3 separate regions of the Homo sapiens genome follow, and all the other regions are linked to region 2. A link is an interaction called in ENCODE POLR2A ChIA-PET data of the cell type or tissue named here. Cell type or tissue: MCF 10A. All regions are shown on one strand.

What was found. Peaks named below come from ENCODE experiments on the same cell type or tissue, not always from the same donor. Only the 100,000 strongest peaks of a DNase experiment are listed, where the experiment ranks them.
Region 1: POLR2A ChIA-PET joins it to region 2 with 5 read pairs; 1 of 35 experiments calls an interaction of 5 or more read pairs at or near these places.
Region 3: POLR2A ChIA-PET joins it to region 2 with 5 read pairs; 1 of 35 experiments calls an interaction of 5 or more read pairs at or near these places.

The regions. Positions count from the first base shown.
Region 1 is chr10:90,414,408-90,422,407 of GRCh38, forward strand. All of the region lies in intron 3 of LINC02653 (long intergenic non-protein coding RNA 2653), which reads right to left. Among named protein-coding and RNA genes, the nearest start is that of LINC02653, 120 kb to the right of the region's middle. In MCF 10A, no CTCF peak of the experiment used is centred here; DNase peaks (open chromatin) are centred at 2,834, 4,674 and 4,964.
Region 2 is chr10:90,175,957-90,183,956 of GRCh38, forward strand. LOC105378426 (a long non-coding RNA gene) reads left to right here. Exons shown (of 4, transcript XR_946198.3): 4 at 1-269. Among named protein-coding and RNA genes, the nearest start is that of LINC01375, 220 kb to the left of the region's middle. In MCF 10A, no CTCF peak of the experiment used is centred here; a DNase peak (open chromatin) is centred at 3,895.
Region 3 is chr10:90,121,937-90,129,936 of GRCh38, forward strand. No RefSeq gene overlaps it. Among named protein-coding and RNA genes, the nearest start is that of LINC01375, 170 kb to the left of the region's middle. In MCF 10A, no CTCF peak of the experiment used is centred here; a DNase peak (open chromatin) is centred at 4,195.

The DNA.
Region 1 (8,000 bases), 240 kb after region 2:
CACTTTCTAACAGGTCCAGGAGCTCCAAGTTTATCTTGGGACCTTATGAGGAGAGGATGACCCCACTCACAGGTATTTGAGGATACTAACCCATGGCTGGGCTCAGTTTTAAAATACCTTATCTGAGACTCCTTGTGGAACAAAGTTCCATCAAAGCCAATCCAAAAGGCCTATGTAGAAATGATTATTCTTGCTGCACTTTATGTAAATAATCAGGCCAAGTGTAAAACCAAAGTCTATTTTTCAAACAACCCAGTCCCATTATGATTTGTTTTTTTTAAACAAACATGAGGACTGGAGAGAGTAAAATTATATTCCAAACTTTCTCATACATTTGTCATTAAATTCTAAACTAACTAATTGTTTTTAAGTTTTCTCCTACATTTTAGACTAATCCTGCTTGTTCCTGTGAACCAACCAGCAATCTCTGGCTGCAGCTCAGAAAGAACAAAAGGGGATGGGTAATGTAGAAATCCTGATCAATATTCTAGTTCTGTGCAATTATCCTGCAAATCTTGCCAGGTGATGGAATACATAGGGAATAAATAGGATCCCATCACTCAGAGGTTTCCTTTTGGGGAAGTAAGACCAAGGGAGCTAACCAAAGCCAGACACCATGCACCCAAATCCTAGCAAGCATAACTATAGCTACCAGTTATCTGGGGGTGTCATAAGACATCCTTTCTCACCCTCGGAGGAGGACTTAGTTCCACAGTTTCATCATAGCATTTGGCTTATGATAAGGAGTCCACGCAACTTTCCCCGAGACACATTTTTGTCCCAGACTCAATTACAGGCTTTGGGTTAAAGCCCTAGAAAGAAAATTGGATATAAAGGATCCAGAGGCAGACAACAACAGAGGTTAAAAGGCACAGCACAGGGGAGCATGGCTGATTCCTGTTGATTAAGCCAACCCCAAACTTCCTGTTTCATGGATAAAGGCCACATTAATATCCATGGTGTAAATGAGGTCTAGGGCACTCCAAGGCTACTGACAGTAGCAGTGATAGAGGCATAGGTGAGAGCAGATAATTCCTATTCTCTAGGCCTTCCCTGCTTCATGTGTGCAAGCTGCTTTGGCACTCATGGCGGGACCTGCCTAGGTCACAGGGACTTGGAGATGCAAGGATGGAAGAGGAAAAGAGGACACTCTTCCTTTTCTCCCTCATGTACCCCAGGTATCTGCTAGGAAGAAAAGGGAGCCAGGGATGCCTGCTCCCCTCTTTCTAGATGGGTAGCTATTAATCTTCAGTATGTACCCCTTTTGAATACATCCTGAACCCCGGGGACTCCCTTAAAAAAATGCCTTTTTGAGCTTACCCTTCCTATTGTTTTGTTTTGATACATGTTTTCTAATAACCCGGTTTGTCTGTTCTTAGACCATCAAACTCCAAATGGTCATGCAACCAGAGCCTCTGACGATGGCCCCTTCTGCTGGGAACCCTTAAATAGGCCTCTGAGGAAGCTCTGACTGCCATTTCCCCAAAAGCTCTGACTGCCGTTTCCCTGTCAGCAGGAAGCAGTTAAGTTTAGTCTTCATCTTTATCCTTATTCTCATGGCAGTTAGATATACTTTTTTAGAGCGGGGAATGAGACAGCCAGGTGGGAGGGGGTCCCTGGAAAAATTCTAACTGCACCGGGGTGGGGACTCAGGAAGTTCACGCATTTTGCAGCTGGGAGGAGCGTGGCCCCTCCTCTTCCTGCATGGAACCTGGGATTCAAACAGGGGCTCTGGCCTTGCGGAAGATCCCTGTTTCTCTCCTTCTTTTCCCTTTTCACCCAATAAAACCCTGCCTTAATCACACTTCAAACCATTTGCTAGCCTAAATTTTCATGGCCATGGGACAGACAAGGACTCAGTCTTTAGCTGAACTAAGGAAATGTCCTGAAACAGTAATATGAATGTATACATGTGATAAATGACATAAAGCCATAGTGTACATATTGTGCCAATGTCAAATTCCTAATTTTGATTTTGTGCTATAATTATGTAAGGTATAACCATTGGGGAAAACTGGTAAGGGGTACGTGGATCCCCTCTGCCCTACCTTTGAAACTCCCTGTGAATCTATTCTTTTTTTTTTTTTTTAATTATACTTTACGTTCTAGGGTACATGTGCACAACATGCAGGTTTGTTACATATGTATGCATGTGCCATGTTGGTGTGCTGCACCATTAACTCATCATTTACATTAGGTATATCCCCTAATGCTTTCCCTCCCCCCTCCCCCCACCCCACAACATGCCCCAATATGTGATGTTCCCCTTCCTATGTCCAAGTGTTCCCATTGTTCAATTCCCACCTATGAGTGAGAACATGCAGTGTTTGGTTTTTTGTTCTTGTGATAGTTTGCTGAGAATAAAAAGGTAAAAAAGAATTTAGGTCAAAGTTACTTGTTCACAGTCTGTGGAGGAGATTCACTTGATTCCTTGATCAGCATCAGTAGCCTTGAACAACAGGACAGAGTCAATCTTATGAAGAGTGGCCTGAAAAGTTTCATCATATTGAACCTTCTCCTGCAGAATTCCTCTAATGAACTATTAAACTACAAGAGGATACATAGCAAAAGGCAGATTTCAAATATATTTTATAAGTTTGTTGTGAAGATAAAGACAAAATAATAAATGTAAAGCCTTTAAAAACTATTAAGCCAAGTTTAGCAAGCTTTTTTTTGTAAAGGAGAAGAGAGTACATATTTTAAGATTTGTGGGCCATATGGTCTCTTTTGTAAATACTCAACTCTGTCATAGTCCAAAAGTAGCCATAGAGAATATGGAAAAGAAAGAGCATGGCTGTGTTGCAATTGAACTACAGTCATGCACCGCATTACAAAGTTTTACTCAACAACAGACCACATATACGACAGTGTTTGCATAAGATCATAATAGATCTGAAAAATTCCTGTTGCCTAATGAGTCGCAGCCATCTTAACATTGTAGCACAATTCTTTACTCATATGTTTGTTTTAATATTGGTGTAAATGTGAAAGGAAAATAAACCTGGGAGCCCCCAAATTACTAAGCCAAAGGGTGTCAGGCAAACCTGTCTCTCATTTTATTTTAAAATAACTACAAAGATTTTTTTTTTTTAAGCTACATACCTCCCTCACAATTTGCCCACCATGAAATTCCTTGTGAGCCTCAAGGTCTTCACCCTAAAACAGTTCTGTTGAATTTCACCCTGGCAATGTAAACTGATAGCTTATCTTCTCAGGGGCAGGACAAAGGACAGACAGAACTCAGAGTCATCTCTGCTCACCTGCATTATTGGATTGCTTCCTCTGCCCTATTGTTTATGTAAAAATGCAGATTCACTGAGTCAGACTAAGACACAAGTGACTATTCCTCTACTCTCCTCTTACATGTAAATTTTATATTCAGTGAAAGGCTGATTAAAGACCCAAAAAGACCTAAAAGAATGCAAACTTTTGTCTCTTATTTACCTATGTCCTGGAAGCCCCAATTTCTAGTTGTCCCGCCTTTCCAGACCAAACCAATGTACATCTTACACATATTGATTGAGGTCTCATGTCTCTCTAAAATGTATAAAGTCAAGCTGTGCCCTGACCACCTTGGGCACATGTTCTCAGGCTCTCCTGAGGGCTGTGTCACGGGCCATTGGTCACTCATCCTTGACTCAGAGTAAATCTCTTTAAATATTTTACAGAGTTTGACTCTTTTCATCAACATAAACAAACCCATTGTGCTGCCAGTTGTAAAAAGTATAGGACACACAATTATGTACAGTACATAATACTTGATGATAACAAATGGCTATGTAAATGGTTTATGAATTTATTATACTATATTTTTATTGTTATTATAGAGTTTACTTCTTCTAGTTACAGGGAAAAAAAAAGTTAACTGTAAAACTGCTGCAAGTCGATCCTTCAAAAGGTATCATAGGAGATGGTAGCTCTATGTGCGTTATGCGTGGAAGACCTTCTGGTGGGATAAGATGTGGACATGAAAAACTATGATACTGATGATCCTGAACATGTGTAGCCCTAGGCTAATGTGTGTGTTTGTGTCTCATATTTAACAAAAAGGTTAAAAAGTTCAAAAAATAAATATATATATATATATATTTTTTGAGACAGAGTCTCACTCTGTCGCCCAGGCTGGGGTGCAGTAGCACGAACTGGGCTCACTGCAGCCTTCACTTCCCAGGTTCCAGTGATTCTCCTGCCTCACCCTCCCAGGTAGCTGGGATTACAGGCGTGTGCCACCACACCTGGCTAATTTTTGTATTTTAAGTTGAGATAAGGTTTCACCATGTTGACCAGGCTGGTCTTGAACTCCTGGCCTCAGGTGATCCTCCTGCTTGAGCCTCCCAAAATGCTGGGATTACAGGTGTGAAGCACTGTGCCCAGCCAATAAAATATTTTTAAAATAGAAAAAAGCTTAGAGAATATGAATATAAAGAAAATATTTTGTGCAGTTGCATGTGTTTGTGTTTTAACCTGTATTAGTACAAAAGAGTCAAAAAGTTTCAAAAAACTAAAAAGTTTACAAAGTAAAAAAGCTACTGTAAGCTGAGGTTAGCTTATTATTGAAGAAATTTCTTTTTATAAACATAGAGTAGCCTAAGTACACAGTGTTTATAAAGTGTACAATAGAGTACAGTCATGCCGTAGGCCTTCACATTCACTCGCCACTCACTCACTGACTCACCGAGAGCAACTTCCTCTCCTACAGGCTCCATTCATGGTAAGTACTCTATACAGATGTACCATTTTTTAATATCTTTTATACCATATTTTTACTCTACCTTTTCCATGTTTAGATACACACATACTTAACTTTTTGTTGCAATTGTCTGCAGTATTCAGAAGAGTAACATGCTGAACAGGTTTGTAGCCTAGGAGCAATAGGCTGTACCACATAACCCAGGTGTGTAGCAGGCTGTACCCTCTATAGGTTTGCGTAAGTACACTTAATGATGTTCACACAATGACAAAACCGCCTAATGATGCATTTCTCGATTGTATTCCCATCATTAAGCAACATATGACTGTACTTGCAAAAACAGATACAGGCCGCATCTGGTCTATAAACTATAGTTTGTTGACTCCTGCCATAAAGCCCCTTATCTCATATAGATAATACAGAAGAGAAACAGGATTTCAGAGAGCTGGCTTCCAGTTCTGTCACTGACCCTAATGGCTATGTTGTTTTAGACAATCTCCTTATCTCACTGCCTACTTGAACTATAAAAAGAAAAAGGTAAACACTAAGATCTCTTCCAAAGTCTAAAATCCTTAATTATTGATTACCCTAGATAATTCTCATAAAACCTCCTTTCTTAGGTTGTAGAACCTGGAAACAATTTCATCATCGCAAACCATTAAAGCTTATATTTAGCACATGGATCATTGTCATGGGATATTGGCCAATGAATATGAATAAAATTTCTTTATTAGAAAGAAGAAGTTTATGCTAAAAGGAAAAACTAGTTGGAAAAACTTTAATGGTACAGCGAATTTATTTTTGGCATTTCATATTTTATCAAGCTCCCATATTATGTTGAATGTATCAAATGTACTCAAATCCTTTCTAATTTTTTAAATATTTCATTCAAATAAGTATTTTATTAATGTGGCATCATTATTTCAAAGTTTTTACCCTACTTAATATAAAATATTATTTGGAAGAAGGAGTTAAAGTATTTAATGAAAATAAACATATAAATAGTTAGAAAATCAAATTAGCTGTCAACTATTCCATTAGAGACAGTGGTGGTTGTTATAATGCTTAAGGACAGAAAAGCTAATAAAATACATTAATTATAAATGTGTTTGAATTTTTAACACACATTTAATAAAATTTATAAAAATTAAACTTTTGGAAATTTTTCTTAAATACAAACAAAAGAAAAATATAAAATAATGAGCATTCCATCACAGAAATAGATCAAGAAATACCTGATGAATGTTAAACGTATTCTTTTATAAATGTGTACATTACATAAGGATTTGGATTTACCAAAGATAATTCCAGTTTTACAAGTTTATAAAGTCAAACTAAATTCTACTTCTTACTATGTTAACTGAAACACTTTAAAAATGTTCTATCTATCTGTAGTAGTGTCAACAATGAAAATGAAGTTAAAAATAAAAAAAAAGTTCTTTGTAGGCAGGATATAGCAGAGAAGAGTCAACAGGTGCTGAGACATGGATGAGAAAAATTTAAAACAATAGACTTTTTAATAAAATGTGAAGACATTTTTACAGATTTCCACAGATGAGGAACATTGCAAACCCAAAGTTCTAACTCACCTACATCATACAGTTGATTATTGGCAGAGCTGAAGCTAAAGCTTGTGAGTCTTAGTTCCTATTCTTGGGTTATTTCTACTCTACCACTTTCAGCCTATGTGGTGAAAAGTAACATGAAAACAGTAAAATGGCAAAGCCTAAATGTGCTATCAGCTGGAAATCAAGGCTTTCTTTGAGACAACCACAGAACTAGTCTAAGCATGCTGCCTGAAAGAGATGAAACGAAAGAAAGTGTGGGAAAATGGGAAATGCAAATAACACTAGGCAAAGAGAATATCTGGAATAATTACTTGAAACAACAACAAAAACTGTGTAAGATGAGAGGACTGTTTTATATACTCTCTTGAGAGCAAAAGAAATATAAGAGGTCTTGTTCATTCATGCAGTCATTCAGCAAACATTCTTAGGACCTACTACATGATATTTGCAGGTCTGGGTTCTGTGAAACCAACAGTAAACCAGAAAGACTTTCTTACTAAGCAACAGAAAAATAACAAGAGCTATTTTAGAGAAGACAGAGTATTTAGGGGAGAAAGGTGCATAGTCAAGGACTGGTAAAATAAGACTTGCTGAAGGAAGTGGTATTTATCTTAGTCAAAGGTTTGAGTTAGAGTTAGCCATTCAAAGAAGGAGGAAAAGGGAATTCCAGGTGAATAAGTCTTTATTTGTTACCATCTCTGTTGACTTTACTGCAGACCCTGCAGGATTAGTAGATTTCATGACACCACTAGCCACCTCTTTATAAATTCTCTAGGCAGGCTTAGCCTCTATTCAAATCTAAATGTGCAGCCCCACAGTCCTCTCCTCTATCTACATCCTCACATTTGGTAACTTTATCCAGATCACTGGCTATATCTCACCACTGAGCTATAAACCAGTGTGTCCAACCACATGTTTCTACTCTCTACCTGTTGGTTATTAGACATTTCAAACATAGAGTGGCTTGGCTGGGGTAGCTCTCCACATTTCTTCCATTTTTCTCCATAGAGTGTGTAAGCTCTCTTGGAACACACTAATATTAGCAAGAAGAGCCAAGGTTAGTGAAGACAGAAAGGGACAGGTATTTAAGCCAAACAACAAAAGATTAGCAATAATTGACTATGCATTGAAGGAGAAAAACAATATTCCGAGCCAATGAAGATCTTCTCTATTTTTAGCTTATGTTTTCTAACAATGATTATCACTATAAAGCATAAGTGGTATTTATTTGATTCTTTCTTTTGTGTGTGTGTGTGTGTGTGTGTGTAGCCTAAATTCTTACAAAAAATAGACTATATCCATACTCAGTAATGAAGTAATCTTGAAAAAGAAACACTTATCATCCTGTATCACTAAGAGAATGTTAGTGATGCTAGTGAAGGCTCCAGGTATAGCCATTAGTTTTATTTATTTATTTATTTATTTATTTATTTATTTATTTAATTATTATACTTTAAGTTCTAGGGTACATGTGCACAATATGCACGTTTGTTACATATGTATACATGTGCCATGTTGGTGTGCTGCACCTGTTATCTCGTCATTTACATTAGGTATATCTCCTAATGCTATCCCCCCTCCCCCTATGCCATGACAGGCCCCAGTGTGTGATAGTCCCCACACTGTGTCCGATATTCCCCACACTGTGTCCAAGTGTTCTCATTGTTCAATTCCCACCTATGAGTGAGAACATGCAGTGATTGGTTTTCTGTCCTTGTGATAGTTTGCTCAGAATGATGGTT
Region 2 (8,000 bases):
TCATCTTGAACCAAGCTTGAACTAACAAAAGCACATATGATTAATGTCATCAAAGAAAGAACTAAAATATAAATAGACCCTTTTATTTTGCTTCATTGCAATAGTGTCAGACATCTAACTCCATGACTAGTTCTGAAATGCACCACTTTTGAAGATGCTAGGTTTGCAATCTTTTTTCTTACCAATTGAGTGAATTTGTAGGTTTTACCTATGGATGAATGTATAGTAGTATAAATAAACTGGATATTTGCAAATGTTTATTGTAGTCTGAAGGCAAAAATAATTATCCATTTCGGCAAGTTGGAACCGTAACCATCACCTGAAATGTTCAAAACCTGTAAAGATCAGTATTATCAATATCTGTCATCTCATAAGAATGCCTTAGTGTTTAAGCTAATTCAATTATAGTTTGCATATTTCTAGAATGAAACACCATCTTTTATGATATAATGTGCTAAGGATATAATAATTGTATGATCTTTGGCCTCCAAGAGTATGAATCTGACTGAAGCAATATTCAAATAAATTAGTCATTCAATCACTAATTCATTTATTTAACAAACTCATGTAGAGAACTTGAGGGCTAGGAATTGTTTTAGACATTGAGATTGCAACCATAAACTTGAGAGACAAGGTCTCTGTTTTGGTGAGAGGAAGTACACAAATAAACAAGATAATTTTAGATAGCCAAGAGAGCAATGAAGAAAATAAAACAGGGTGAATTAATGCAGAATGAGTAGGGAGGATTAATGCAGAATGAGTAGGGAGGATGGTACTTTAGCTGGGATTATTAGGGATGGTTTCTTTGAGTAGAAGACATCTGTGCTGAGATCTGAATATCAGCACATGGCCGCTATGAGGATCTGAAAGACGTAGTCAAGGGCTTCAAGACTGCGATAAGTCACCAGGAGCACTGGCTCACGTCTATAATCCAAGCACTCTGGAAGGCAGAGTGAATGAGACTCAGTTTCAAAAAATAAAAATGAAAAGAAAAAAAAGACCATGATAAGTGACATAATTTGGATATGTGTCCCTGTCCAAATTTCAGGTTGAAATGTAATCCCCAATGATGGAGGTGGGGACTGGTGGGAGCCGATTGGATCATGGGAGCAGACTTCTCAGGAATGATTTAGTACCATCCCCTTGGTACTGTTCTTGTGACAGTGAGTGAGTTCTTATGAGATCTGGTTACCATAGCTCAAAAACAGGCATAGACAATGCATACACAAATGAACGTGGCTTTGTTCCAATTAAACTTTATTAACAGAATCAAATATCCGTCACATTTGGCCTGCTGGCCATGGTTGGGCAAACTCTGGTCTAGATATAACCATTTTCAGCACTTCCAAGTTTCTTCTTTTTCTCCTTTGTTTCTTATTCCCTATCTCTTCATTCTCATTCTTTTGGTTTTGTTAGTCTTAATCTTTGAAACCCCGATATTTTTCTTACATTACTTAAATCATTTATAGTCTCATCAACTATGATATTCCAGAAAATCAATCTGCTTGAAGATTTGGTTGGATGGCCTATGATAGTGACTTGCCCAATACCACACCACCTTCTTGGTGAAAAGTGTACAAAAGTATTCATTTCTCACTTACTGCTCTATCTTCTGAATTAGTTTTCTGGCACAGAAAAACTGATTACAAAGATAAGGAGTCATATATTATTAGTTATTGTCTCCAACTGCTATGTAAAATCAAATAGCAAGTTCTATTAACTCTTCCTCATGAAGTTTTCTATCCATCTATTGAGAATAATCTTGGATGATCTACGTAAGATTGGATCCAACCAGAAAAGAAAATAATGTAAATGTTTAAAATTTAACAGAGTGAATTGATATCACCAGTGATTAAGCTATGAAGTTACATAGGGATCAGTGAGACCACTTAGAGATTAGCAACAATAAGAAGCTTCTACCAACCATACTCAAGGTTGGGCTGGGGACAGAGGAAGGAGTTGGGGTTACCGAAGCCAATGACACAAGGGCCTGTGAAACAAAGTGAGAGAGCAGGATGGAGGAAGGGCAAGGTGTAAGTCTGAGGGGAACAGACCCAGGATCTGTTCATCCACTCTGCCTTTTGCTACCATGCTGGATCAGGTACTCATTGCCTTACACATGATTGACTTGGATAACATCTTAAGTTCCCCAATTTCCAAAATTAATTGGTTCTTCAAGTTGTATTCCTCTACATGATTGGTCAAACTCACAGCCAACTTTTCTGTTTGAACTCAAGTCTTACTTCTTTTTTGAAATGTTTTTGATTGCTCCAAAAGACCATGGTAAACTCCACCTTTTTTGAAACCCTCTTTGAGGCATCATTTCTTTTTTTTTCCCATAGGTTTTTGGTGAGCAGGTGGTGTTTGGTTACACAAATAAGTTCTTTTGTGGTAATTTCTGATATTTTGGTGCATCCATCACCTGAGCAGTGTACATTGTACCCAGTTTGTAGTATTTTTTCCCCCACTCCCCTTCCATCCTTCCTTGCACAACCCCCGAGTTCTCAAAGTTCATTGTATCCTTCTTATGTCTTTACATCCTCATAGCTTAGTTCCCACTTATGAGTGAGAACATATGATGTTTGGTTTTCCATTCCTGAGTTACTTCACTTAGCATAATAGTGTCCAACCCCATCCAGGTTGCTGCAAATGCCGTTATTTCATTCCTTTTTATGGTTGAGTAGTATTCCATGGCATATATATATATATATATATATATATATATATATATATATATATGTGTGTGTGTGTGTGTGTATATATATATATGTATATGTGTGTGTATATATATGTATATGTGTGTGTATATACACGTATATATATGTATTTGAATATATATGTATATGTGTATATATATATGCATATATATATATCTCTCTCTCACAGTTTTTTAATCCACTTGTTGATTGATGGGCATTTGGGCTGGTTCTGTATTTTTGCAATTGCAAATTGTTCTACTATAAACATACGTGTGCAAGTATCTTTTTTGTCTGCAGCATACCACCCTGAAAGTGCCCAATCTTTTCTGAGGCATCATTTCTAAGAAGTCCTAGACACCTTGTCATGTATTTCGTTATATTGGTTCTAAACATTTATTGTAAGTAGCATGTAGGTTTCTTAAGCACAGGAACCACATCTATATTTCTTCGTGTTGCCTATAAAGTTTATCACAAGCAAGTCAGTGCCAGACAAACACTTATTGATTGATTAGGTATTAAAATAAGAGAATCTTAAAAGCAAGAAGAAAACTTCGCTTGCCTAATTCATATTCTCTTAAATAGTCACACAGAGATTCTTAAAAAGTCAGAATGAGAAATTGGCTAAAACAGAGAAAGGTTTGCAGAGAGGTCAGAATGTGGAAGGGTCTTGAAATTCTTTACTAGAAGGAAAACTGAGCAGAAAACACACACAGGGGCACACACACACACATGCACACCCACACACACAGAGGCACCCATCAGTGTGGGCAAAATGAGCTTCAGGGCCTAGAATCTGAAAGTGCTCTGGTTACAGGTACAGGGTGAAATGTACTTACTACACACGGAACAACAAAAATCTGTGTACTTGCATTTGCTCTTCCAAATGCAAGTATTTTCAAATATGCTTAGGAAGAAAGTTACTGGGGAAGTCTCTTGTGATCTCTTTGAGGGACCCACTACCACCATGAGTTGTCTTCCTCATGGAAGGGAGCCTCTCAGAGTTAGCTTCTCCAGGCCCACACTGTCCCTTTGTGATGTGAGCTACCTGGAGGAAAAGAGTTTGGGTTTTGTCCAACTGAACACCAAGAACAGAGTGTCTCAGAACCAGAGGTGATCCACAACTTCATCGTCATTCACAACCCATTGCACAACCTCAGCTGAGCTCATTCTGTACTGCCTGGGATTATCCTCCTTCGGTGACTCAGCTTCTTTGCCAATCAGCAGCTTCAGCTTTCACACTATGCAACTTTGTGCAAACATTTTCCTGACACATCCTGGATAAGTAGCAGGGCGATGTAACATGTGCTACACAGGCATTCCATTCCCTGGCGTCCATCAACAGCCCTTCCACAGTCTGCATGGATGCCCCTTGTAGTTATGCTAGAAACAAATTCTTGTTGGTTTTTTAAACAGTGCCTGATGTTCTTCAAAACCACATCCAGCCCTCCAGTCCTTGGGGTACTTGCAGGTCATGGACAGGAAAGAGCTGTGGGATAAAATAAAGAACTGTGTCACTAAGATCTCAATGGTTTTGCAAGGGGAACTTCCTCTGAAAGAGGTACTCATGAGACACAAAGTCATGCTTCTCCTTACCAGACACAGAGAATGAGAGTGTAGTGATGTGAAGGATGGTTCTGTAGTAGTTTGGTGCATAAGCGTGACATCATTGGCTCTTCAACCCACTGACCTGAGGATGTCTAAATGGAAAGTGGCCTTATCTAGGATCCATAGTTCCTGGGACCTAAGAAACATGTGGATTATAGGTGCAAGTACTTTGGAGGATTCTCAGAAATATTTGGGAAGGTCACCCTTCCTCTCTGGGTTGGAGTATTTCTAACTAAAGAGCAATGGAGAGTCCTCGGAACAGTTTTTTAAATTGATATGATGGCTGTTGCACTCTCAGGAGGCTGGTGATGCCTAGAACACCTGGGTTCCAGGAAAAATTGTCTCCTAACAGCAAGAAAAGACTCAAGAGTGGAATGTCTTTGGTGAAAGTGAGCCCTTGAGTGATTCAAGGCCAGGCACACCTAGTAGGCTGGAATTACTGAGAAGATTTGGGTATTGTTTTTCAGGCAGATCATATGACTCTTGAAGTCCCTCTTCATCCTGAAATTTGAAGGTAAGAGAATTTGCATAGGACATTCTTATTGAGCAGACCTAAAATATTCTCTTATCTGTCTCTGACTTCTTTTCTGTGTTGTTATGAGGCTACATGTCCTTATTGCTTCAGCCATAAATACTTATTTTCTTAGTCAAGAATGTTGAGGGACACAAGGACAAAGTGGCAATAGAAAAGTATGAGAGACAACTTTGGAAAAACCATCTTTGGTAGGCTTATAGATCTTATGGGAATTTAGGCGCACAGTTGCTTGTAGGATCCTGGATGGTTGCCTACAATCTGTGCAGTAGACTGTGAGGAATTTCAAGTGCAAAATTAACGCTCTCCATCCCACCCGCATGCCCGTATGGCCACAACAGATCCATACAACCGACAAGATATTTTTATAGATTTTCTCAGTGGGAAAGTACATTGATCATTTGGGGGCTTATTGAGGAGAATTGTCAAGCAGTCAATTGATGCTTCCACATTGGTAAGCTGACCTCATTCTTAGCTTGGTTTGAATAACTTGACAGCACAGAATGTCAACAGTTCATAATCTGATGGATCACTTTAGACAGGCAGGAAACTAAATTACCCTTCAGATGAGATGATAAGGTTGAAATATGTAAAGAGAAGCAGTTTTCTCCTTAGAAAAGGCTCATTATAACATTTGAATCACAATACAGTACACTCCTAGAGCAGGAAGATTAATGACAGATAATCTACTTGAGTAAAATTACCCCCTGAGTAATATGAAAGAATTGTGGCAATTTTACGGATGTGGTAACTCAAAATTCTCCTGCCATGCGCTATCAGTATGGGCACAGTTGCAGTTTTGGAACTGATAACTTATCTGGTGCCTGGGGAAAATGACATTTCACAAAAGTAAACATATAATCCAAGCCAACAACCAATTCAAGATTAATGTGCCATTTGTGAGCAGGCTTCCCAGGCTATAAAACCAGAAAGCTTTTTATATGTTTTCTGTAAGGTGGGAGCATTTTCACACTGTATTGCTGCTTTATACTACAGATTATTATGAACGCCTTCTCTTGTGATATGGAAAGATGAATTAGGCCAGCTTTGAAAAATATTTTTCTATCTATCTTGAGAAAATTATGTTTTCAGGGCTGGTGTTGCCCAATCTAAGTTTTACAGGTGAGTAAATTCACTTGTGAGGGAGGAATTCAACATACTCTCTTGAGGCTAGAGGCTGCAATACCACACTTGTATGCAGCTGGGGAGAAGAAAAAGGAGGCTCAGTGGGGTCCTCGGTCCCCACCTGTCTGTGTGACCTCTGCCAGAGAAGTTGCCTATCCTCCACATGGGGGCCACCCCAAGCTTCATCCTTGTCACCTCCAAAGTCTTATTCTTTTATACTTTATCTGCCCCCATCAACTTTCGTTTCCTCTTCTACCTCTGCATTGGACATTAATCTGGATTAAAAATTAATTTCATGCAACACCATGAGATTTTGTGTTGCTAATTTATTCCTCTCTCTATGACATTTGTGCACTTTTAGAGAGGAGAAGAAAATCACCTTCCATATAAAAAGGAACCTCTGGCAATGGAGAAGGAAGTTTGGTGAAGCTTGTTCCTGTGTCTTATTTCAGTAATTCACCTAAGTTGGGGCAAATAAAGCATTGAACTTCTACTGTGGTCTCTAAAGTTTGAACTATCTCTTTGATAGGGGAAGAGAAAAGGGGTCAGGGAATCTTTCAGTTCTAAAATCCATGGCAAAATTATATTATTCTTATTATTTTTTTAATTTTATTATTATACTGTAAGTTTTAGGGTACATGTGCACAACGTGCAGGTTACGTATGTATACATGTGCCATGTTGGTGTGCTGCACCCATTAACTTGACATTTATATTAGGTATATCTCCTAATGCTCTCCCTCCCCCCTCCCCCCACCCCACAACAGTCCCCGGTGTGTGATGTTCCCCTTCCTGTGTCCATGTGTTCTCATTGTTCAATTCCCATCTATGAGTGAGAACATGCAGTGCTTGGTTTTTTGTCCTTGCAATAGTTTGCTGAGAATGATGGTTTCCAGTTTCATCCAAATCCCTACAAAGGACATGAACTCATCATTTTTTATGGCTGCATAGTATTCCATGGTGTATATGTGCCACATTTTCTTAATCCAGTCTATCATTGTTGGACATTTGGGTTGGTTCCAAGTCTTTGCTATTGTGCGTAGTGCCACAATAAACATACGTGTGCATGTGTCTTTATAGCAGCATGTTTTATAATCCTTTGGGTATATACCCAGTAATGGGATGGCTGGGTCAAATGGTATTTCTAGTTCTAGATCCCTGAGGAATCGCCACACTGACTTCCACAATGGTTGAACTAGTTTACAGTCCCACCAACTGTGTAAAAGTGTTCCCATTTCTCCACATCCTCTCCAGCACCTGTTGTTTCCTGACTTTTGAATGATTGCCATTCTAACTGGTGTGAGATGGTATCTCATTGTGGTTTTGATTTGCATTTCTCTGATGGCCAGTGATCGTGAGCATTTTTTCATGTGGTTTTTGGCTGCATAAATGTCTTCTTTTGAGAAGTGTCTGTTCATATCCTTTGCCCACTTTTTGATGGGATTGTTTGTATTGTTCTTGTAAATTTGTTTGAGTTCATTGTAGATTCTGGATATTAGTCCTTTGTCAGATGAGTAGGTTGCAAAAATTTTCTCCCATTCTGTAGTTTGCCTGTTCACCCTGATGGTAGTTTCTTTTGCTGTGCAGAAGCTATTTAATTTGATTAGGTCCCATTTGTCAATTTTGTCTTTTGTTGCCATTGCTTTTGGTGTTTTAGACATGAAGTCCTTGCCCATGCCTATGCCCTGAATGATATTGCCTAGGTTTTCTTCTAGGGTTTTTATGGTTCTAGGTCTAACATGCAAGTCTTTAATCCATCTTGAATTAATTTTTGTATAAGGTGTAAGAAAGAGATCCAGTTTCAGCTTTCTACCTATGGCTAGCCAGTTTTCCCAGCACCATTTATTAAATAGGGAATCCTTTCCCCATTTCTTGTTTTTGTCAGGTTTGTCAAAGATCAGATGGTTGTAGATATGCAGCATTATTTCTGAGGGCTCTGTTCTGTCCCATTGGTCTATATCTTTGTTTTGGTACCAGTACAATGCTGTTTTGGTTACTGTAGCCTTGTAGTATAGTTTGAAGTCAGGTAGTGTGATGCCT
Region 3 (8,000 bases), 54 kb before region 2:
GCAGCAGTTTAGCCTATTCTTTGCTGCAATGCATCCTTCCAAATTATAAGTTTAGAAGTTCACTTTTTCTACCCAAAGACAATTTCTTTCTACAAAGCTATTAAAATGATAGTTTATTCACTTCGTCTTGTTTATTCATGCAAGTAATCATTTATTAAACTTAAATATACACCTACTTGAGATTCATTGAAGATGGAGATGCAAACAATGGGCAAAAGATGTGTCGTAACAGTGTTTTAAGTGATACTACTAGCATGTTGTGCTATGATTTAGTATTTATTGTATTATGACAGAAAATTTAGAATAAGAAAGAAATGCATTGTCTCATGGGATTCGAAATTCTGGGCTGAATAAGGGCTGAAAAAATAAAATATAAATGATAAAAAATAAATTACACATTTGTTGAAGCTACTGCTTTAAAAAATATAAAACATACTTCCTATTCCTAAGGGAATTTATAGGCCAGAGGAAGAGATGTATAACGAAAGAGGAAACTCCAGCACAGTATGACACAATAGAGGTAAACGTGGGATGGTAGGATTTAGCGTGGATGGACAGTGGTCATCACTAAAATGGTGCCACTTAAGTTGGGTCTCACAGGGTCTCACGCAAGTAACAAAGCATTTGTGTGTTCTTGTGTACTTCAGAGTGGAAGTGGGCCATGATGTTGAGGGAAGATTCAACATCTCCACAAGGGTACCTCCCTAATAGAACTCAACACATCCTAAATTAAGCTCATTTTTTCCTCCAGTTTTGCTTTTCCTCTGACATTATCGGTACACGACACCAATGCTCACCTTCTTCAAGCCAAAACCTGGGCATCCTTTTTGTGTCTCCTCTCCTTCAACAACATAGGGAGTCAATTTGTTACCAATTCTGGCTATTCCAAACAATTTTCAGATATCTAAGTATGCCATACTTCCTTTGACCTCTAAACATTTGTAACTATTATTTCCTTTCCTTGGGGCACAGTTCCTCTCCCATACATCACCCACATTTCCCTGGGCAACTCATCCTTATTCTTAAAGCCTCAGCTTAGACATCACTTGTACCAAAAAGGCTCACATAACAACCTATATCCAAATTAGATGCTCTTCCTGCAAGCTCCCCAACGTATGCCAGCAAAGCACTTATGACACTCCATTGTAATTGCCTGCTAGTGTCTCTGTCTCCTTCAATAGCTTATAAGCACCATAACGGAAGATATTATTGTCTGTTTTAACTATAACTGCATTTACAGTGATTGGCACAGTCGTTGCCACAAAGTAGGTATTCCATAGGTATTTGTGAAATGAATGAGTAAACACATGATTGAAATGTCACAGGTAGAAAGTTCTGAGAATGGTAAAAGCCATAATGTGGATATAGGTCTGTGTAGCAAAATTGAAATGGAGGTAAAAGTCACCAGAATTGAGAAGGACAATTGTCTACCTTGCATGTGTCTGGAGGGAATTGAAGTTGTCCAGAGTGGTAGTCAGTCATGAGGTGAATAGAAAGATCATGAGCCACAAGCCAAGGTCTTCAGTGAACATGATGAGTGATATGGTTTGGCTGTGTCCCCACCCAAATCTCATCTTGAATTGTAACTCCCACAATTCCCAAGTGTTGTGGGAGGAAGCCGGTGGGAGGTGATTGAATTATGGGGGCGGGTCTTTCCTGCACTGTTCTCATGATAGTGAATGAGTCTCATGAGATCTGATGGTTTTAAAAACAGGAGTTTACCTGCACAAGCTCTCTTCTCTGGTCTGTCGCAATGTGAGATGTGCCTTTTACCTTCTGCCATGATTGTGAGGCCTCCCCAGTCATGTGGAACTGTAAATTCAATAAATCTCTTTTTTCTGTAAATTGTCCAGTCTCGGATATGTCTTTATCAGCAGCGTGAAAACAGACTAATGCAATGAAGGACAAGGAAGTCAACAGATCACCAATGAGAAAAGTAAATGATTCAACAGTCAGATCTATTAGTGTCAAAGGAGTAAGCGATTTTATACATACTTTTTACACCAAAAATATTTTCTTCTGTCCCTACAGAACTCTCAGATTGTCTTTATGACCTATCTCTAGCACATATTTACCATCCTTAATATCATCTTTAATCTTGGACCCCTAAGTGGAAAGCATCAGGTGAATATTTCTCATTGTTTCCTTTCAGTTTTTCATTTCCAAGTTCAGCTTTCCAGCCAGCCAACCCTTTTACTGAGACTGCCAGTTCAACATCATGCCTTTGAAAACAGTCACAGTGCCTCTTCTAGTGATTGTTTGCTCCCTGGAGATTAAAAAAACATGTTTTTAACCTTAGCTTTCAAAGTATGGTCTCTCATTGGTTCGTTTTTTTCTTTTAATACTCTCTTCAAAATCCAATTTTTCTGATGCTCTCTGGCTCACATTGAATGACTTATTTTCAAGGATTTGAATTGCAGCAAACAGGTCTCTTGAGTCCATCCCAGTGAAATCAATAATCGGCATTACTACTGTGTAATATCTTGCCAGAAGTATTTTGTATTCCTTTTTATTTAGATCATTACAGCAAATCTTTATATAATGGTGCCCTTCTCCTATCCTTCTCTGCCAGAAGTTTCTCTTTTTCCCCTTCTTTTCCTTCTTGTCACTGGTAAAAAGTACGGCAGAGACACCAGTGATTTTTATTTTGTTACCATTTTTCTCATATTCACCATTACTTTTCTTCATACTGCTCCATTTCCAATTTCTCAGCTATTTCTCCCTTGTCACTTTTTAAAAGTTTCTGTTTATGCTTGGGAGCTGAAACAGAGCCTCTTGAGACACCATCTCACTCTGAGTGAGACATGGACTCACTCTGAAGGACTCAGAGTACAGCACTGAGATCTTACCCATAGTAGGGGCTCTCCCCCACCTTACCTTTCCCCACCAGTGTCTGCATGGCCAGACTAGACCCTATGCTCCCTGTCTTCATCGTCCTCTGTTCTCCTAGTTCTTGTTCTTCCCTGAGGTCTACTACAATGTCCCCGACAGTTACTCACTCTGCTGAAAGAGATACATTTCCACGAGAAGACAGCAACTTGCTTTGGACAGTCGAATTTGATCAGCACTTGAAGGAAAGAAGCCTTTGAAGATGAACTCACATGAAGCTATTTTCACTAATTTGAGGCCTCCAAGTGACAATAATGAATAAAATGGCGGCACCATTTAAGTTGGTAACATAAATTTGAAGCATATGAATATTATGCATCCTTGATAGAAAAGAAAGCTGTCTTCATATTTGAAAAGTTTATCTTTGACCAAGAAGGCAGCTCCAGTAGAAGCATGACACAGGAGAAGGAAACTAAATTAGCTCTTGTAACTAATAGGTGACAGATGTCACAGATAGATCACACTTACATCTGAGTAGAATTTCTTCTCTTAAAATCAAACAGGATCAGTGGTAATATAAATCTTGGCCTGTTGCCTGCGTTTTCCTGTGGGAGTTGCAGAAAAGCTTAAGTTAAAAGGAAAATACAGAAATCTTAGGTTTTCTTTGTGCTGATGATTTTCCCTTCAGTACTGTGGTACTCTGATGTCTGCCTTTCTAGGTTATCAGGGTACATGTCTATGAAGAGACCACATCCCCTTTCTCGACCGTATCTCCCTCTTGGAGGCTCTTTTACAGGAAACACTGGACTAGAGCCCAGGCTGCTGGTTGCTGCTGGCTCTGATGCTTCTTTCTGACATGAGAAATAGGCAGAGGGACAGGTCAGAAGGATAACTCATCCAGCTCAAAATTAATTCCTATAGAACAGACAGCAAACCTATGCCCACTGCTGACTCCAGGGTGAAGACGTGAGCATCTAGAGGCTGCTTGTCTTCCCACAGTGGGAGATTTTCTTTCTCTGTGCTTTTTACAATTCATTATGTAGGTACAGAAACTACTGTTACACCATTTTAAAAATGAAATGGAAGCAAAGATGATTATGTGTCTGGCCAGAGGCCAGAAAACACATACAAGACGCAACTAAACCCAGGCCCCAAATATTCTGACAACCAGCCTGGTTTCTTGCTGTTGGTGTAAGCCACCACTCTCGCAAGCTCTCATTCTTGCTCAGAAGTCATATTATTCTATACAAAAAGGAGTTACATTTTAAAAATTCTAAGCATGCAGTTTGTTCTTCTGCCACTGAGCTGATCCATTTATCTAATCTGCACACACAGAGTCCTGACCTCATTGTGTTTTGCTAGAATCACAGTCTGAGGCTTTGTGGTCGATATTATGCAACGCCACTCTGCCAGTTTGTGCTCTGCCAATTTTTTTGAGCAAGCTTAATTATGCAAATGCATCTGATAATAGATCATTCATTTTAGTCATGCACAATTATTTATTTTTTATGCATAGCTCCAATGACTTGGACAGAGCTTAGTAACAGCTCATCTCATATCTATCGAGGAGATGTAAGAGAGAACATATTGTGATGCAGGTCAACTGCTCTGGTGAGCATCAAGCTGCTTCAGGGAAAGTTATATTTGAGGCAAAGCCAACTATTTCTAAGGAAAATGCCAGCTGTTGCTGCCAATCTATTCTCAGAATGAAAGTCCATTTCATGGGGGGCTGGAGGAGCAATGACAGTTAAAGGCAGATATAATGTTACTTAAAATTATGGTTTGGAGGTGGATGGAACTTCCACTGTTTAGTTACTTCCACTGACTCCTAAACTATAACATTTTGTCATTTGTGCCCCTTCTAACTTTAGAGATAATAAAAACGGGCCTGGAAGGAAATGCAGTAGATACAAGTGGAAAGAGATATCCTTCTCAGAAGAAAGTAGGTGATGCAAATGCTATTAAACAGAAACAGACTGGCTTTCTTTAACTTATTCCATTTTTCCATATGTGCCATGATCTTATTGCCTCTGGGCCTTTGCGTACTCTAACTGCACTTCACTTTGGACTCCTCCTAGAGTTATCAGTTTAAATATTATTTCTCCCACGAAGACTTTCCTGATCACTTCCCCTCTAACCTCACCCCTAGAATAGGTCAGGTATCCCTATTACCTCCTCTCGTAGAATCAGGTACATCATTTATCATACCTCTTATTTCACTTTGTGGGACTACATAATTCATAATTTCCTATTTATGAAGGTGGAGACCATGTCTATTTTGTTGATTGATGCTCAGCTAACACTTAACTGAATCCATGGAATGGTAATATTTAATAAATATTTGCTAAACAAAAGAATAATTAAATGAATAAATAAAGGGTTGGAAATTGTGATGGGGGCTCAGGCTTTGGTTTCTTCCTTAATGTCCCATTGAAAGCCTAAAGGACTCATCTAACATGTCAGCAATATCTATTTCTCTCTAACTGTGGAACACAATACAATATCATTTCTAGTGTACAGTGTTAATTTGAATGATGATTTTGTGAGAATGGTGGCCAATGTTGGCAATAGTACTTGTCTGCCCAGTAAACTTTGCCTTAATCTTTCCCCTGCTTTTCTTAAACTGTTCCTTCTCTCCTCTACTAGCTCATAGCCACTAGAGAGATGAGAAGAGGATGTAGGCCTGGCCAATAATGACTCTTCCCCAGGATCAATTTTAGAAGACAGTACTCTCTTTTCTTATGAGGTTGCCGAGCTGGAGGATTTGGATCTGGGGCCACTGACGGCCATCTGCAAGAGTCTGTGGATAAAGCCAATCAGATCAAGTAGAAAGTCAGAGTCTAAGGTCCTGATTCTTATACCTCTTTCTTTGTTGTCATGGTCTTTTTTAGTATGCATTCCAAAGCTGATCTCCTAGCCCAGCTAAACTGAGCATCAACATTCTTTTCAAATATCAGCCGTTTGCCTATTACCTTTATTCCTTTTTGCCATACCTATATGTGGCACGTTTTAAATGTATTATTATTATTTATTATTTTCTTTAAACTAACTCACTTTTTAACCCAAATATATTTACTTTAAAAGAAAAGAAATATTTTTTCCTAACGTCAATGTGAGTTTAATTTCTATTTGTTGCAACCGAATAAGATCTGGTTAATGCAGTAATTAAAGTGCATTTATCTTCAGGGAGATAGGGAGAATCAGCTGAAGTCAGGGGGAAATGCAGTCACATTCTTAGATTCCATGTTTAAGTGGCGTTCTGAATTTTAAACCTTGAAGAGTCCTGATAAATATAGACATTGACACCTGAGGCCAGATTTAAGGGTCATGTTTTGATAAAGTTTCTGATGTTGGTGACTAAGTAGTGGAGGGTACAAGAATTGAACAGATCAGCACCCAACTCAGATTTTAAGGAAATTATATTGACAAAGACACCCCAAGCCTGGCAAAGGATGTCCTATAATTACTCAACTCCTTAAGGCCCTTACCACAGCTATACTTGTACCAACAAAAAGTAGATAAAGCACTGTAACACAGAGAAGTCATATTCTGAGGCATATCCAAGAAGGCCAATGGTTGTGGTCAGGTAGCCAGGGAGGGGCAGAGAAGCTCATCATGGGCTTGCACTATGACCAGAGAGGTAAGTCCTTGATATTCTGGCTCAACAATATGCTGTATACACTGTGGACCAGAGGTGACTGGCATTGCTTCTTTTTTTCTGTGCTTTCCAAATGGTAGTTTTAATTGCAGACATTGTATATTTCTCTATAATTTTATACTGGTCATGTAGGGCTACTTAAATTTATTATATGACAAAACTATGAGAAGAAAGGCTTGGGATTAGATACAGCAAATGATGTGCTTTGTGTTGTCTCTTTGGAAAAGGTGGATGTGTTTTCTGTTGTAGATGGGATACTGGCATTTTGGTAGGTGGGCATTTTGTAATTCAGTATCAGGAGAGAAGGGTGCCTTGAGTGTGCTGGGAAGTCAAGGAGTGGAATGTAGTAAACTATGGTAGATATTGTGTTGTCCACAGGGTTTATCCATCCTCTTCCATAGCAACATGCTCCTTCCTGTCATTTCCCCATCTCCTCCCACCACCACCATCCCAGCCATAGGGATGACCTTGTAACTCATGCCTGACCAAAATTGTTTCCTTGGATTGAGAAAACTTTGGAAAAAAAGACACTCTGTTTTCTACTGGGTTTGCCTTAATGGGAGGATGTGAATCTGAGAATGTTGAGACTAAAGGGGATGAGAAGTAGAAAGGAAGGTTGTGTTTTCTTGGTTTGATTTCCCCATCTCTGAGGCCCCAAGGCCCTGGACCCTGCAGTTACTCATTTGATCATGAGGCTACCTTAGTGTCCTATCTACCTTCTTGGGTCAATAAAATCTGTTTTCTTAGTGTTATTTGATATGGATTTTTATTATTTGGAACTAAAAGAGTTGTGAGCTTCTCTCCTTGGAGAGTCTTTCTTTGGCTCACTGTAGCTAATTTAGGATCCTTTCTGCCATGTTCTATATTTTATAGCTCTATTGCTCTCTAAAATTACCTTTCTTTGTCTAATTTTCTGTGTTTATTGCTCATTTCCTTCCTCCTCACCCTGCTGGCTGCTAAAATGCAAGCTCCATGATGTCAGAGATTTTGTCTGTTTCATTTATTAATTAATTTATCCAAGGCCTAGAACAGAACTGGGTATAGACCAGGTGTGTCTTAATAAATACTTACTAATTGAATCACTCGCTATCACAGGTATAGAGAGATAAGGAGTGACAAAGAGGAGGGAATCTGCAGAAGGAGATATTCATCTGTTTATCCTGGTTCTCCTAGTTTTCATATTACTTCACTAACTGATATTACATGTTTCCCCCTTTTTTCTCCTTCAGTTGCTTTTCTCAATCCTTTTTCTAAAGTAACCTCACTACTTGATCTACAATACTACTTTCCATTACCCATCTCTGCCCCTTTGCTGTTTTTCTGTTTAAAACCACCAACCTCAGTTCACGTCCACCTTCCATAAATACTTATTCACTGGGTGATTTAATTAGTAAAAACACTGCATTTCCTTTTGCTTCTTCATCCAAGGAACCAAACTCATCACAGGGCCTGAACTCTTTATGACCAGCCTGAATAGTTTTCTTGAGCTTCCTGTGGGTAGAAGGTGATTAAG